Linked DNA regions of Mus musculus: region 2 is linked to region 1. A link is a loop called in an ENCODE intact Hi-C map of the cell type or tissue named here. Cell type or tissue: gastrocnemius. All regions are shown on one strand. Each heading gives the region's core, and the rest is flanking DNA. Links, peaks and the distances in the headings are about the cores only. Region 1 has its middle 21 kb from the start of Uqcrfs1. Region 2 holds the start of Exoc2 (exocyst complex component 2).

The links. Hi-C counts contacts between places; a loop is a spot of excess contacts. Peaks named below come from ENCODE experiments on the same cell type or tissue, not always from the same donor. Only the 100,000 strongest peaks of a DNase experiment are listed, where the experiment ranks them.
Region 2: a loop joins it to region 1, with 2.2 times the contacts of the local background. A loop is called at or near these places in 23 of 42 quality-filtered maps.

Annotation. Positions count from the first base shown.
Region 1 is chr13:30,562,545-30,570,878 of GRCm38, forward strand. No RefSeq gene overlaps it. Among named protein-coding and RNA genes, the nearest start is that of Uqcrfs1, 21 kb to the left of the region's middle. In gastrocnemius, for the core only: a CTCF peak has its summit at 4,439; a DNase peak (open chromatin) is centred at 4,430.
Region 2 is chr13:30,970,417-30,978,750 of GRCm38, forward strand. Exoc2 (exocyst complex component 2) reads right to left here and starts at 3,631. Exons shown (of 28, transcript NM_025588.2): 1 at 3,580-3,631. In gastrocnemius, for the core only: no CTCF peak of the experiment used is centred there; DNase peaks (open chromatin) are centred at 3,655 and 8,008; H3K4me3 peaks cover 2,012 bases; H3K27ac peaks cover 1,475 bases.

The sequences.
Region 1 (8,334 bases), core at 140-8,139:
GGTTCCAGTGAGACACCTGTCCCTTTCAAGAGCCAGAGGTGGAGAGATGTGCCACAAGAAGCTGTCTCCCAGACATGCTATAGCCTTTGTACTAATGAGATCACTGCCGCTATAGCTGTCTGCATAAGACTTGTACAAACCTGGACAGTTTAACATTTCATCATCGATGGGGGAGGAACCACAAGGCCCTGCCCCTCCCTGAGAGACTATTGGCAACTAATGGTTATTGGAGGAGAGATGTCGTTTTCTTCAGTAGTGTAACCTGTGACAAGTTTCCCTCACTCGAGTAAATCACCTCCCACCCCTTTTTGGGAAAGAAACTCTAATTGACCTCAGTGGGCCACGAGACACGAAAGGAGACACGAATAAGGCAAAGTGGAGATTTGTGGAGAAGAAAGATTCCAGTAGGGGGTGAGACGAGCATGGGGGAAACTGTCTGAAATTCATTGTACAAATGTATGAAACTATCAAACAAATTATAAAGCGAGTGACCCTGTCACAAGGGCACCAAGGCAGAAAGTAAACTCTCCTTCCTTTCAGGATTCCATATATCTTTTCCACACTGAGGTTCCCAACCCAATGGTCATGTTGGGGGAGTCATCTGTTATGTGTGTGGACTCTGAAACACATACTGATCTTCCATGCATCAGATAGCTACTGAGATAGCTGTACAGTAATGTATACCACTGTGGATACGAACTTCCATTTCAGACCTGGAGAACCAGATGAACTAGTTCAAAGTGAGACATCCCAACCAATCCCAGTGGCCCCTTTGGTGAGCAAGCAAGGACTTGTGGCTCACCACGAGGTCAGATCCCTTCTCTCAAACCTCCTAAGAAGGGCTATGCACATAATAACCAAGACCCTTTGGCTTTGCCTTTCTTCACATTCATGTTTTCTTTTAAAGGAAACCTTATACATATAGAAGAAACAGCAATGGCATTAGAGGTCATCTCCACAGAATGCAGGGGGCCAGGTGTCTTCAGTTCTAGGCAAGAAGAAACCTTGAGGTTCCAGGAAGTCTTGTCTGTCTAAAACAGAACACTGCCAGTAGAGGTCATATCTAAAAGCAAAGATGGCAAATGTGGTCTGTCCTGCCCACCACCAATATCTATGTGTAGGGATGGCTTGGTTCTTCTTAAAAAAAATGTAAATATTAACAACAAAAAGTCTTTGGTGTAACAAAAGTGTCTGCTGGGACATTATTATGTTAGTCCATTTCTGAGGGATAATTGTGTTTGTAACCCTGAGGGGTTTGCCTGAGGCCCCCAGTCAAAGAACACTTGACTGGTTGGTGAATCCCCCTGTGTTCTACATTCTTTTGCATGCCCAGCATCAATCCGAGCATACTGCTTACCTGTGGGAAGTGGGACAAGGGGAACAAACCTGCTGCTGAGTGATTGTTTCTGTGCTACACCTAACAATGCTCTTTGTTTCTATCCACAAAGCAGTAGCAAGCTGGCTTGGTAGCTTGTACACAGAGTAAAGTCAAATATCGACCAGTCTTTAATCTTACTGTAGAAACCAATTTGAATTTATTTTGTATTTCGTTCCCCAGACTACAGAGAGAGGCAATATGGATGATGTTTGTGTAGTATATCTCTATTTCCAGTTCTACAGAGAGCCTGTGCTGGACAAACTGGTGGATGTCCCTCAGTAAAAAGACGGGGAAACCAGCGGTATCTAAGCCTAAAGCTCTTCAAACATGCAGTTTGAAGGATGAACTGGCCTTTTGCAATGAAATATCCTTTTGGTTAAAATAGCAGCCATCAAATCCATAACAATGTATTGAGTACCTGCAGAACAGGCCTCTTTATGATTGGTTTCTAAAGTTATCGCATTTAAATGGTTGGCCCTCCATGTTCCAAGTCTCAAAGTACTTGCACATATATCCGTTGCTCAACAAAACTCGGTCATCTAAGACCATGTTGTCACCCCTATGTCTGGCCATCAGTGAACACAAGTAACAGCTGTGCTTTATTGAAGATTGTTCCAGACCCTCTTGCAGGCTCCTTATGCAAGCAAACTTGTTCACTACCATAGCAGCTTTGTACATAGGTAATACAATTGTCCTCATTTTATGGCTGATTAAAGTGAAGCACAAAGAGGTAAATATGCTCCCAATCTCCCTGCTCCTGTTTGGCAATGTTGGAGTAAGAAAGAGCAGTCAAACTCCAGATCACAGCACATACTACTAGAATGTACCATCTCAAAGAGGAAAATGAATCGAAGGAGAGAAAGCCATTGTGTAGAAACTGTCGGGGTAGCCAGGGGCAGAGCTGAGATCCATGCCTAGCTAGCTTATGAACGTTACTGGGACTCCAGGACAAAACCTACATCCAATAATCACAGTGTGCCCAAAGATGCACCGTGAGATGTTCCTGTGGTCTGAAGAGCTATGTAACTCTTCCATCTTGGGTTTCTGGTAACTCTCGACAATGTCCCCTGCCCAGTAGCCAATACTAATGTCACTTTCCAGTAGCCCACAATTTCCAATGAACTAGTTGTAGAGAGCTGGTTCTTACAGCCTAAGAGGTCTCCACTAGTGCCCTCAGCCTTAAGACGTGATTCAGAGACAGAGGTTCTGAAGCAAAGGGCAGACTGCTGGGTTCTAGTCCTAGCACTGTGTGACTCAGAGTCAGTCACTTCCTTTCTAGGAACATTTTCATCAGAGGGACGATGGGAACCAGAAGCCTCTGAAATCCCCATCTCCTCACTGTGTCCCCCTAGCACACATCTGTGACTGTTTTGGAGACCCCTTCTATATCCCTGAGTGCCTACCCTGAGCCTCTCCTGGGCTTCCCAATAAGTCATACACCAGGACCTTTTTGCCCTGTGTTTTATCCTCTCAAGACCCTGTGCTGATCTGTGACTAAGAATGCTTATCTCTTTATCACAGAAGCTAAATGGTTGTCGTTTCTTAATAATTCCCTTCTCCCAGGGGAACTCATGCCTCAGCCCTTTTCTTTTCTCTTCTTTTCTCTTCTCTTCTTTTCTTTTCTTTTTCTTTCTTGTCTTGTCTTGTCTTTTTTTTTCAAAGTAGAATTTTTATTAATTCTCTGGAAGTTTCACACCATGCTCCCCAATCATATTCACTCCCCAGCCCTGTGTTTGCCTTCCCAGTTGTGACCTCTCCCCTAAAAATATTTTAAAGATAAAAAAAGAGTAAAACATCTAATGTGTGCTATCTGCATGTACTCACTGGAGCTTGGCCAAACTCTCCCTAACCTGCCCTTAAACAGAACTGAGTCCTTCCCCTGCCGCACTTCCACCAGAAGCCATCAATCGTGGAGAGCTACATCAGCATCCTTATCATACTCTTGAGGTGTTCTCTTCAGTGGCTTCTAGTCTAGGCTGTTACTTTTGGGGAGAGAGGGGGTTGTGAGGGATAAGGGGTGTCACTGAAGTTTTCCACACTCCTCCCCCTCAACTATGTGTCTGCAGTTATTGATACGACAACCAAAGTAATCTCCTTGATCTTTGCCGTCAGTGCAAGCACAGACCATGTGCCTTCACACTGTTTCTGGAGACCATACTGACTACGAGCATGGTCCCCTCCTGCAGTAGGGGCCCAGACAAGTAGAACAAGGCCCTTGAAGGCAGCCCAGACCATCGACATCAACACAGCCTCTGGTGGCAGTGCAGGCCACAGATGGGCACATGGCAGAAGAGTGTGCCTGCCAGTGGATGTGTTGATGTCTGTGGCACGTGCTACCACCAAGGGTCATGCAGATGCCCATGGTCTGTGCTGTAGTCTAAGGCCATGCTGACATCCGTGGGTTGTGCTGTCCCTGGAGCCATACAGATATGAGTGGCCTGGACTGTCACCCAAGGCCATGCTGATGTTTGGGTCCATGCTGCCACCAAGGGCCATGCCTAGGTCCAAGGCCCTGCTGCAGTCAGGGTTGGTGTTGATGTTCGAGGCCCAAGTTACCATCAAAGGCCTTGTGGATTCATGGGCTGTGCTGCTACCTAAAGCCCTGTTGCTGCCCATGGGCTGTGCTGCTGCTGGGGCCCATGTCTCAACTCTCTTAAGTCACATCTATCAGAAGCTAATGCTCACCCCTGTCCTTTTAGAAACAAAAGCCGAGCTGGAGAAAAACAACCTTGCAAGTGTTGGTCTTTTGTTCCATGGTTATACAGAAGCCTGAATTTGCTAGCATTGTATTTATTGTTAAGTCATCAAACATGTATTTGTTAAACATTTACTACATGTACCCAAACCCTCCAATCCATCTCCACACACAGAAGGGTGACAAACCACACCGGGACATCCAAGAAGCCTCTCCAGTGGTCGGACCTGAGACTTTCATCCCAAGAGACTTGGTGGCTCTTCCTCGAAGCTCTGGGCCGGTGACAAAGATAGGCCAGTCAGACCACTTGTGTGCAACTGTAGCGTTGTCTTCTTCACTAATCCAGGAGCGACATATCCTCTGGAGGGAGCCAGAGGACTGTGGAAGAGGCCCCGACCATGCACAGCGACTTCTGCATGTGTCCTGCCATGGTCTCATGTTCTCTTCTGGATCAGAGTTGTGGCCAACTTCCTAAATCATTGATGTAAATTGTAAATAATCCTAAAAATAAGATTTTCTTTCTTTCCAAGTAGCTTATTTCCCCATGTTTAATGTAGAAATGGAATATGTATCCACTGGTAGCTCTTAATTTTAGGCAATACTTTCCGCCCTTTCAAAACCGATCAGTAGGCCCCTTTAGGCAAAGTGCTATTCACATTTGAATTCTGGTTGAGGCCTGCCTTGGAGTTCTTGGTACTTCCAAACCCAGTTCTTTTTGTCTTTCCCTTGATGTGGTTCAGAGAAAGGTAGTTTGAAATGGAGAAACTCTGTGACAATGACACTGGAAAATGAAGCCACCAGAACAGCCCTCACCTTCCATTTCAGGCTAGTTACCAGGCCAATGGAAGTGTGACTCTTCAGATGACTAAAAATATGAACGTATCACAGAAAGTCCTTCATGAGCCATACCTCTGATGACCCGAATGTGAGATGTGGTTGATTGTCTCAGAGCTTGAGAGAGTAAAAGAGAAAAGATGAGGAAGACCTCTCGCTCTTCAAGTTCAGGGGCTGGGTCTAAAATCAACTATCATGGAGCTGAGCTGTCTAGCCTGCCCCTGTGGCAAGGGCTGTCGTTACAAACAGCTCCACTAACTCCTTTTGGCAGTCATTTGTGTTTTCCCTTTGTTTATTTACTGGGGTAGCGCACCATAGCGCATGCACAAAGGGCATAGGACAGCTTGCAGGGATCAGTTCTCTCCTTCCCTCAATCCAGAGATCAAGTTTAGGTCACTGGACTTGAAAGCAAGAGCCTGTTACTCTCTTGTTGGGAGCCGCCCTCACATTTGCCATTACAAGATGGCGCTGACAGCTGTGTTCTAAGTAGTAAACATAATCTGCACACGTGCAGGGGCAGTTTTCCCGCCATGTGTTCTGCCTTTCCTGTGATGACAACTGGGCCGATGGGCTGCAGCCAATCAGGGAATGACACGTCCTAGGCGGAGGATAATTCTCCTTAAAAGGGACGGGGTTTTGCCATTCTTTCTCTCTCTCTTGTTCTCTCTCTTGCTCTTGCTTTTTCTCTCTCTTGCTTTCTTGTTCTTGCTTTCTTTTTCTTTCTCTTGCTTTCTCTCCCTTGCTTTCTTGTTCTTGTTCTTTTTCTTGCTTTCTTGCTCTTGCTCTCTTGCTCTCTTGCTCTCTGGCTCCTGAAGATGTAAGCAATAAATTTGCTGTGTTCTTCCTGGCCGGTCGCGAGAACGCGTGTAAGACTCTCTGAGCCATCTTGGGCTTTCAGTAAGTCCAGAGAAGGTGACAGGCAGTCCCTGTCTCTCAGGTGGTGGCTTCTGGCTACTTCAGAGGAGCAGGGTGACATTCTGTTTGGCTAGAACCCTCTCAGATGGTCCACAGACACCAGGACAGTGTCCACTTCTCATGGGCTTGCTGCTGTGGCCATATGTTCCTCCTGACTTTGACTCCTGTGACTGGTTTCCTTGCTCTTTTTAAAGAAATTCTCCTTTCTCCCTCTTTCTCCCTTTTTCTCCCTCTTTCTCCCTCTTTCTCCCTCTTTCTCCCTCTCCCCCTCCCCCCCTCTCCCCCTCCCCCTCCCCCCTCTCTCTGCATCTGTGGTGATCTGAAGAAGCCATCAGATGCCCTGAACTTCTTCAGACCCACCTTGTGTCCTTGAGACAGGGTCTCTCACTGAACAGGGAAAATACCAGCAGACTTACTAATCCTCCTGTCTCCCCTACATCAACCCAGGGATGACACAGTGCCTACAGCCATGTCTAGCTTTTCACATGGGTCTTGAGGATCCACACCCAGGCCCTCATGCATGTTGTAGCAAGCTCTCCACCCACTAAGCTTTATTTCCAGATTTTGATGCCTTCCTATAGAATTTTCCCCTTGCTAAGCCACTGCTCAATACCTAGAAATGGGGGTCCCAGTGATGCTTCTTGACCACACCCCCACTCCTGTTTAACAGTTCCCACTCTGCACAGCCCTTGCTCTCTCCAGCCTGGCAACTTGCTGGTGCCAGAAACTGTCTCTGAATTTTCTTGTGCTATAAGATCATCTATCTTATTGCATTGTGGTCCCCTTTAATCAACTAATTTTTATTTAAATAAAATGAAATAAATAAACATGTGAGAAGTCCCTTTTTTTTAACAAATAAGACCACATTTTAACTTATTGTAGCGTACCTTGGACTTGAATGTAAATATTTCATTTTTTCTGGAAATAGATTCAAGTAATACTGTCTCCCATGCTAGAAACCTAAGACCTATGTCTTACTACTCCCTGCCCCATCTTCAAATATGTTTCTTTCCATATCCACACCACCTACACCCTCAACAGCACCTCCCTTTGCAGGTGACACCTAGATTATCTGTTTGGAGCTAGTCTTCTGCCCCTCTGATACAGTCTGAAACCATAATCCATTCGCTTCGTTACCTTGCTGTGGCTGCCTCAGCAGAGAAATGGCCTCATGATACTTCTAATACTAATCAAAAGCTTCTACCCGGCCCTGAAGGACTCCCTGTCTTTCTGGTAACATTCTTGGGGACCATACATAAGTCAGTCCCTTCCAGGATCAGCTGCTACTATCTCTATTCCAAGAGTGCCCTCCTCTGCCAGACCCAAACAGGCACATGTGCTGGAGGCCAATCCATCTCACATCTTCAGTGAGACTTTCCCTGACATTTATCTTCCAAGGGAGCTGCCTAATTTTGTAGTCCCATCAATGGGGTTTCTTCCTTTCCTCGGTCACTCCCGCCAAGCTGGCTGTGCCTATCACTTGCCTTGTCTGCCTTCTCAACTTAAATATCACTGAGACACATAAAAAGTTTGCAGTTTGTGCACGGGCGTTGCATGAACTTATGATCTGGTGACTGCGCAAATGACAGGCAGTATTTCTAAGAGATAATATCAGGGCAGGGGTCCGAGCCCACTGGGAGCTTTACACACTGTTGGCTTATGCTTAGCCTTCCTTCCACTGAGAGAGCTCGTGTGGAGGTGAGAGTGTTCTCGGCCTCAGTAGGGAATGAAGAAAGGCCTGGAGGCTTTACATGAGTGCATACCCAACTTTGTGCCTTGGGGCCCAAGTGCTTTGGGGAGTACTGCATTTCTAAGTTCTACCTGCCCGGGAGTGACCTTCACAGTACTGTCATCATCAAACCTGGAAAGCAATTCTCCCTCCTATTCCCTGTCAAAGGAACAATTCAGGGTGTTTCAATGTGTTTCCCAGAGGGCAAGCATCTGACTGTGGTTGTATTGAAGCTCCTGTGCAAACATAGTTCAAGAAAACACTAGCCAATGGGCTTCTTGGTTTCTGTTAGCAACAGGGAAGGCCATTGGCTAAGGATGACTTTGAGGTCAGTGACAGATATGTGGCTAGATACTCTTCAAAGCATCTCCCAGAAGCCATTTCTATGTAAACAGATCTGAAGCAGACACTAACCTGCAATAAGAAATAATAATAATAAGCCAAATGAGAAGGCATTTTCAAATTCCCCAAAGAAGGCAGTGCTCTGACCTCTTTCAGGTCATGCTGGAAGTCCTGGACTCAGTGAAGATATAGAAAAACTATCTGGAGCCTGTGGGTTCTAAGCTTTAGACGGCAAGAAGGAAAAATAAGGCTGTTTGTTTGCACTTGTTTCTCTGCCACTGTGATAAAACACCAACTCAAAGCAACTCAGGGGAGGAAAGGGCTTATTTTAGCTTATAGTTTATAGTCCGTCCGGGGGAAACCAGAGCAAGAATCCAAGGCAGGACTTTGAAGCAGAAACCAGAGAAATGCCTTGCCCCTCTGGCTCTTGCTCAGCCAGCA
Region 2 (8,334 bases), core at 174-8,173, 410 kb after region 1:
CATTACTACATTTGGTTCAAGATATTTTTTGAGGGACAAAAATACCCCTTCTGAATCCAGGCTGACGGCATTATGAACACCTAAGTCATATGCCAAAATTGGGAGATATGGGGATGACAAGAACTACTCCCTGTATCAGGTGAGTTTTCTTGATAATCACAACCCTTAATACTCAGACATAAGACAAATGCTAAATGATAACATGATTTACGAAAGTGCAAATTTCCAATGCCCAAAGACTGAGAAAATCTAATTGGTGACGTTTCTTGCTGTCCTTGGTGTTTGTTTTGTTTATAGAAGTCACATTTGTTTTTGCTTTTGAAACTGGGTAACATTTGTAGCCCAGGCTGATCTTTTACTCAGCATTCCCCTGCATCAGCCTCCCCAGTGCTGGGAATGAAGGCACACTGCACACTGAGATAATCAGGTTTTATATAGTCTCTCTGAATACACAAAAAGGGAAACTAAGGCTCAGAGATGCTGAGTAACCCAGTTGTTGTCATGCAGCTGGCTGGCCGTAGCACATGGAGAGCTGAATGGTTGCTTTAATTCCTACACCAAAATAAATTTGACTTTAATATCCAAATTGAGATCAAAAAAGCCTATGTGTGTATTCACAGCTTCAAAATTCCCTGTGTGTCCACAATTAGGTGAAGTGTGCCCATTTGCACCAATAGCATCATTCCTCTATTCAACATAAACCCACTGTAAAGTGATTACAGTGGTCCCTACCATCCCAGCGCTGCAGGCAGTCAAGGGCATGCACACCTACATCCCCAGAGTTTATCATGCCATACTTCCTCAAACCGTTTGGTAACGGAAGTTATTTCCCACTGCAATCAATCTCAAAATCTCCTACTTTAACATAAGCCTAAAACTCATCTACTAGATAAACATTAAAAACATGTGTAGTATGTGTACTATGTAGTAGGCATTACTAGGAACCTGGGCCTGCTAACACTGAGTACAGAAAAGCCAGGCATAGATAGTGATGTGTCTCAGCACTGAGGAAACTGTGGTATGAGGATCACTTCAGTCAAAGAGTTCAGATCAACCTGAGGGCTGGTGAGATGGCTCAACAGGTAAGAGCACCCGACTGCTCTTCCAAAAGGTCCTGAGTTCAAATCCCAGCAACCACATGGTGGCTCACAACCATCCGTAATGAGATCTGACTCCCTCTTCTGGTGTGTCTGAAGACAGCTACAGTGTACTTACATATAATAAATAAATAAATCTTTAAAAAAAAAAAAAAAAACAAAAGATCAACCTGAATAGTGATCAATCAATAGTGAGACCCTCTCAAAGAAAGAAGAGTAAAACCACAGCCTGTGTGAAAAGATAACTGAGAGACAAGTTTATCCCTAGTGTTTCCTACGTGGTAAGATCCTGCTGTAGCTATACACTTAGAGATTCTATTTGGTACCAAGTCTTTTACCAGAATACAGATTCTTAAACTGTGAGTGGCAATCCTGTAGGTTATACAGGGTTGTGGAACTGAATGCAGAGAGAGGAAAAAAAAGAAAAAGCGAAATGAAAGTCTTCTAAACACATGGGATCAAAAATGAATTAAAAAATGAAATCCATAGTGAATCAAAGGTGTTACCAGCAGTACTCAATCCAACTTCATCCCAGCCTTGGTTCTGAACTTTCTCTCTGTGCACGTTGCCATGTCATGAAGTACCCAAGAGTATTCAACCCAAACCCTACAACTCAGCGTCAAAGTACTATATGTTACAAATAGCAGTTGTTTTCACTGTATGTTACGATTTGAATAGAAAATATCTCCTATAGGCTCAGAACCTCCTAACACTGTTTTAGGCAGTTATGAAAGCTTACAGATGAAGAGCCTTGTTGTGAAAGTGAGTCACTAGGGGGTGGGGACTTGAGGTTTCAGAGCCCAGCCCCACATCCTGACTTCTATCTGCTTCCTGTTCCTGAGGGGTCCCAGGGCACAGTCCTGCCACTATGAGGCAGCCTCACTAGCATAGGCTATATAACTCCAATCTATAAACTGGAGTGAGACCTTCTTCCCTTAAACTGCTTAGCAGGTACTTGGTTACAACACTGAAAAAACTAACACACTACATATATACATACATACATACAAACAAATATATACATATATACACACATACATATATGTGTGTATACATATATGTGTGTATTCATATATGTATATATGTATGTGTATATATGTATATATTATGCATATGTATATACGTATATACACACACACAAACAAAATGTTCTGTTCTTAAAGGAGAAAAATGGTTTTATTACAGAAAACAAAGACTATTCACATTTCCCTACTGGCATTCTTCAGCATGTAATCACCAAGTGATTGGGTCTTTAAATCGTGTTGTGTCCGAATTTTAATCTGAAAAACTGGTTTTTACGTTGCTGATTTGAAGTTCTAAAAGATCACCAATGGATTCGGCTTGGGAGTAAGGACAAATTTGCAACAATCTCCAAAATGTTTCTAACTGTCCTTCTACCACTGTGTACTATGTATTTGTATGTAGAACTGCTCTTCCTACCGATGATTAGAAAATTAAAATAATCAATCAGCTCTGGAAAGCCCTGAAGATGCTCAGTGTCCCGTAGTTACAAATATTAAACCAAGACTTAACTATGTATGTGAAAAGAACCGAGTTATCCAACTCTATGCTTTCATCTTTAATAAATGGTAAGTTTGATGTATACAAAAATTGTCCTAAAATAAAAAGCTTTGTGATTTACAGATAGTGAATACATAGATTGTCTACCTATTTTATAAACTTACATATAAAACCATGGAAATTCTTTATAAATTTTTGGTGGCAAAAGTTGAAGAAGCCCCATACTAGAATACAGCCTTTACAAATGTTTTGAATGTAATCTTCAAGGTATCACCTTTTGGAAGGTAATAGTTCAAAATGTCTGGTACAGTAAATTAAATAATTGAAAAAGAAAAAAAAAGGACTACTTTCTAATAACTCCAAAAATTGTTTCCAACAAACAGAGGTTCCCCTGCTTAAAAATACTGTCTACTGTGTCAAACAAAAGAGAACATGTAAGAGGCAAGCACACATCAGCGTCTTTCTGTCACCTTTCGAATCACAAATTGTTCACACTTAGATCATTCTTGTTTTGACTTTCAGTTCCTTGCCATTGGGGGAATCTGTTACCAAGCCTGGGCCATCACAAGCTAAGCTTTATAAACAAAGTTAGTAGAGAGATAACCAGTTGCCATTAGTGTTTTTAGTGTAAGGCATTCAAATGGCCGAATGGAGGTGTGGCTGAACCCGCACTTGCTGCTCCCAGAGTAGTAAAGGAAACCATTCAAGCTTCCCGTCCACGTTAGCGCGGGGGACTTAAACAGATTCCAAGCAGACCCTGCACACCAGCCGCTCCTCCGGGTCCAGCCCGGCGGCCTGCGCGGAGGCGGGTGGGGAAGGCTCGGCCCGCGGCTCCCACACTCAGCCCCGCGCCCCGGGTCCCTCACCGCGCCTCCCCAGGTCGCCCAGCCCCGACGGTCCCGTGCCACCGCGGAATTCCACTCCGGACCCGGGGCGTCCTCACCCAGGACGCGACACTCACCTGCAGCTTGCAGGCGGTGTCAGGTCCCAGCCAACCGGTTCCAGGCCGCCGCAGCCAGCACTAGGGCCGCACTTCCGCACGCCGCGAGCGCCGAGCGCGTCGATCCGCCGCCTAGCCGAGCACCGAGTGCTGGATGGACCGCCTCTTCCCAGAGGGGAAGGAATAGAAGGAGGACCAGACTATGGAGAAGGGAAGTTAGAGGATATCGACGGCATGGAAGTGGACAGAGAGGGAAGAAAGGGAAAGTGGGGAGGGAGGAGGAGAGAAGGGTGGAGAGGTGGAAAGGAGAAGAGGAATTGATGGGAAAGGGAGAAAAGAAGGAGGGAAGCAGAAAGGAGGAGAGGGAGAAAGTGGAAGGGTGGAATTCGGGGAGGAAAAAGAGGGGAGGGGTAAAGAGGATACAGTCGGTTAGAGTCACAGTAGATGTTGCCCAAGAGTCCACAGCGGTCAGGGATCAGCACCAGGTCAAGAGGCAAACCTCAGTCAAAGGACTGCATCTAGCCAGGAGTGCCCGCCTTATTAAGATTTCTCACAGGTCAGAGCTTTGGGGTCCCAAGGGTCTGAGTGGCAAATTGATTTGCAAACTCACAAGACCCCCATATTATAGAAACGACTGCTATCTACAGCCCATAAGCCCTAAGGTTTGAAGGTACCCTCCTGTGGACTCTGGAGATGGCCAGCTGAACTGAAGCAGACATATCCCTGTGGCTTCCTCTGTAGCAGGAACGAAGGACAGTGATCTTCAGCAGAGGATAATGGCAGAAGCATAGGGTCTACCTGTGGTTGTGTTGCCATGACTGTGGAGAGAAGTAGCTACGGGGTGCCCATTATCTAAGACCAATAACAGCCTAACCTTTCTAATGCTGAGACCCTTTAATACAGTTCCCCATATCGTGGTGACCCCCAACCATAAAATTATTATGTTGCTACTTCATAGCTGTAATTTTACTACTGTTATGAAGGCAATGTAAATATCTGTTTTCCGATGGTCTTAAACAACCCCTGCGTGAAGATCATTCCCCCAGGGGGGTTAAGAGCCACTGGCCTAAGCTATTTTTTTTTCAGATATCTTTCTGTGAAGCATACCTTATGCTTCATTCAGTACATACACTGAAGAGGGTGTCGTACAGGCACTATGAATTAAGAGATATTGTATGGCTTCATTTTTCTCTCCTATTTGTGAGAAGATACGTCAAAGTGTTTCCAGACCATCCATTTTGAAGATCAAGGGAACACTCTTTATTCGTGAGCAAGAGACTTGGCAGCAGAGGTCCTAAGGAAATACTGTAAGAAATCTCTGGCAGTCACGGAGCCTTTCACTGTGAAACAAAACCCTTCAGGTCTCAGTGACATGCCATTTGTCAGGTAAGGCTGCCTATCATCAAAGCCAGAATGGTGGCTCTGGAAAACTCACAGAGTTTTCCCTGGATCAAAAAAAAATAATAATAATAAATATACTATGCTAGTGAAACAGAAACACTCAGAAGAGGAAAGAGACTCTTTTGTTAACATAAAGAACACTGGTACAATTTTCTTTATTTTTCCCCTCCCTCAAGTTTCTGCTCCTAACCCTGAAACTAACTAGCAAACACTGGTGCAGAAGTTGCCAGAAAATAAAACTGTTAAAACTAAAATTGCTACGGTAGCCACTGAGGCTACAAATCATTGTATAGGTTTATGTTCTCAACACTTTCAGATTTCATTAGAACTAAAAAGAAGGATTTTGACACAGTACTTCCAATCTATCTAAAACAGTCTTCGGAAACACCAGGAGACACCACTAGGCTCCCTGGATAATTTATGTATCTGTTTTGCCTTACATCAATACCTTAAGTACTCAGTACTGCATGGCATGTCAGCTTGAAAGGGGCCATACATAGTTAGTGTGCAACCTAACCCTCAACACAACTGTAAAGATGCCATCTCTTAAGGCGCCTTCTTAGGAGAAGCTAACGATTAGTTAGTTGTCCTTGCTGGGGCATTCCTGCCATATTCATTCTCATAGTATGTACCACAGAGACCCACTGTGACAATGATTCAGTCCACCAGGCTGGCCATCCATTAGACCTGTCAGCAGAGTACCAGTCTCTTCATTTACTCTCTTGTCCTACTCTTGAACTTCCTGAGAGAAGGGATTGTGTGTGCTTCACAAAATGGTTGTAGGATGAAAAGCTGAGATTCAAGTGTTCACCAAAGCTGTGGGGAGAGATCTATTTCTAGCCATCTACTTCAAAATCTGCTAAACAGCCAAGCAAAAAGAAAAAAAAAGCAATGTTTGATAAATTTTGACGATATAGTGACAGTTGACATGCTTTAAGCGAATACTACCAGTGTTGGCATCCTTCGTGGTTAAAGCTGCAGAGACAATTTGAAAGCCTGCAAGGTTGTCTGTCACACAACCCGAGCTCTTTCAGAAATTCCTTAGCCATGGTTCTTGGTTTAGGAAACCCTTTGACTCATGTCCTTTTTACCTTCGTTTTAGCTATCCTGTGCTCCTAGCAACTGCCCTGATATGAACCTAGCAATCTCCATTTCTCATTGGCTCCAGGTCTCAGTGTGAAAAGTCTTCAGCAGAGTCATATGTCTCTGATCAACTTTACAGTGAAATGGAGCCCCGTGGGCTTTTTATTTACTTGAAATTTGCATATTTCAATTTGAAAATTGTAAATAAACTTGGCTCTAAAGAGGAGGCCTGGTGTTACTGTTACCCCGACCATCTGGCTCTTCCTGCCATGCAGTAGTGCAGATGTGCTGAGCACCTGTGTTTATATCTGGGCGTCGCTGGTGGCAGCTTATGTCCGTAGGTGGTCCGTGAGGGAGTGAAGAAATTGAGGAAAGGTTCTCTCTGCCAAAGATATATGAGAGCCACATAGCCTGGAAAAAAAAAAAAAAAAAAGGAACTGGGTCAGAATGTGGGAAGGGCTCAGTTAGCATCCGGGGATGCTCTCTAGTTCCTTTTCAGTCCCCAGAGGGCAGAAATAATCAAATGCTATGATTATATGTGAATAGGAATTAAGATCCCTTTGGGTCCTAAATAGGGGGTTTCTAACTAAATGTATGGTTTCGTTTTAGTTACTTTTAGTTTTTCTTATTTTGTTGGTCTTTGCTGTCATTGTTTTCAAAGAGTCTCACTGTATTGCCCAGACTGGTTTTGAAATTCCCTGCCTCTGCCTCACAAGTGCTGGGATTGCAGGGGTGTCCTCTCACCACGGCTTCTAATTTAGTTCAGATTGCTAGCTAGTAGTAGGTGACTGTGTGTCTGTCTGTCTGTCTGCCTGCCTGTGTGTGTGTGTCTCTTTGTATGAGAGTATGTGTGTATGTCTGTGAGTGTGAGAGTCTAAGTGTGTATCTGTGAGTGTGTGAGTCTCTGTGTGTGTGTCTGTGAGTGTGTGAACCTGTGTGTGTGAATCTGTGTGTGTGAGAGTGAGTGAGTGTGTGTGTGTGTGTGTGTGTGTGTGTGTGTGTGTGATATTAGATAGTTTGGAATTTCCTTTTTTACTTTGAAACAGGTATGCCTGTTCAGTTTGAGCAAAAATAAATTTGCACAATGTCAGTGGCCATAGGACTGACATAGAAAACTACATAAATCTCCCACTTTCTCCCAGTTTATCCATGAAAGTGGTAGCATCTGAAGAAGGCAGGGTTACTGGATTCCATTTTGTAGCTCAGCTGCCAAGGTCTGTTCTCCCACTGGTTATCCTGGTCCTGTCTGTCCATGATGGCATTTCCTTATGTTCAGCAGGACTCCCCTAAAGTGTAAGGCTCAGAAGCATGTCTTTCACAGGGACTGACCTCAGGTTCTCAAGGCAGTGACAGGACACCAACATTGTAGCTCTGCACCTGAAAAGCTATGTAGAAAGGAAGCTGTGCCTTACCCACTCAGGATGTCTTCATCCTCAACTCTCTATCCTGTAAGTGAGGAGGCAGCCCGTTGCCAGCCAGCATGTCTTCACATAAGGAACAGATGCACGGATTAAAGCTAGGAAGCATTTTCAAACCACATAGACTTTCCACTTTCACCAAGTGAAACCTTTGTTGTTCCCGGCTGCACCCTTGTAACAAAGACACTTAACCAGGAAAGTTGAGAAGTACTTCATTTTTCACTGCTCCTGAAAAGAAATATTCAAAGTGTTCAACAGCAAATTATGATGGGAAACAAAAATATCCACAGTCCTGAAAAAGAAATCAAGAACTAACTATAGCACCATTGATTAAAAGAAAAATTACATTGAAAATCCAGAAGCTACTTTCTGGTTCATATGTGATGTAACTCCTGAGTCTTTGACCTTTGGAAAGTTCCAGTTAATCTCATTTTTAAAGTTGGTTGGATAGGAGTAAGCCTGAAGTGCTTTAAGCCCTGAGATCTCACAAGAAGGTTTCGGCACGACTCTCTGAAGGAGTTTTGGCAGGGCCTCAAGACTCGTTATTCTGGCACCTCTGTCTGGCCATCTGGGCAGAATGGGGCATATGGGTGGTGTTAGTGTAGTTTTTCCAAATAATTCTGTACACCATGGTAGTGGATCACACTAATTACTCTGCTGTTGAATTGAAAGTTGTGGTTCCCCCGGAGGCTTTGTTCTGTGACTAGGTTACCTATAACACATCCATTTTAAGCAGAACTTTGAGACAGCTCCCTCTGCCTCTGTTTCTATAATCCTTTGCTGCCTGGTCCTCAATCACTTCCCCACCTCCCTGTTAGCCTCCCACCCTGGAAATAATTACTGTGCTAAGGTACAATCCTCAAAAGGCATTTTG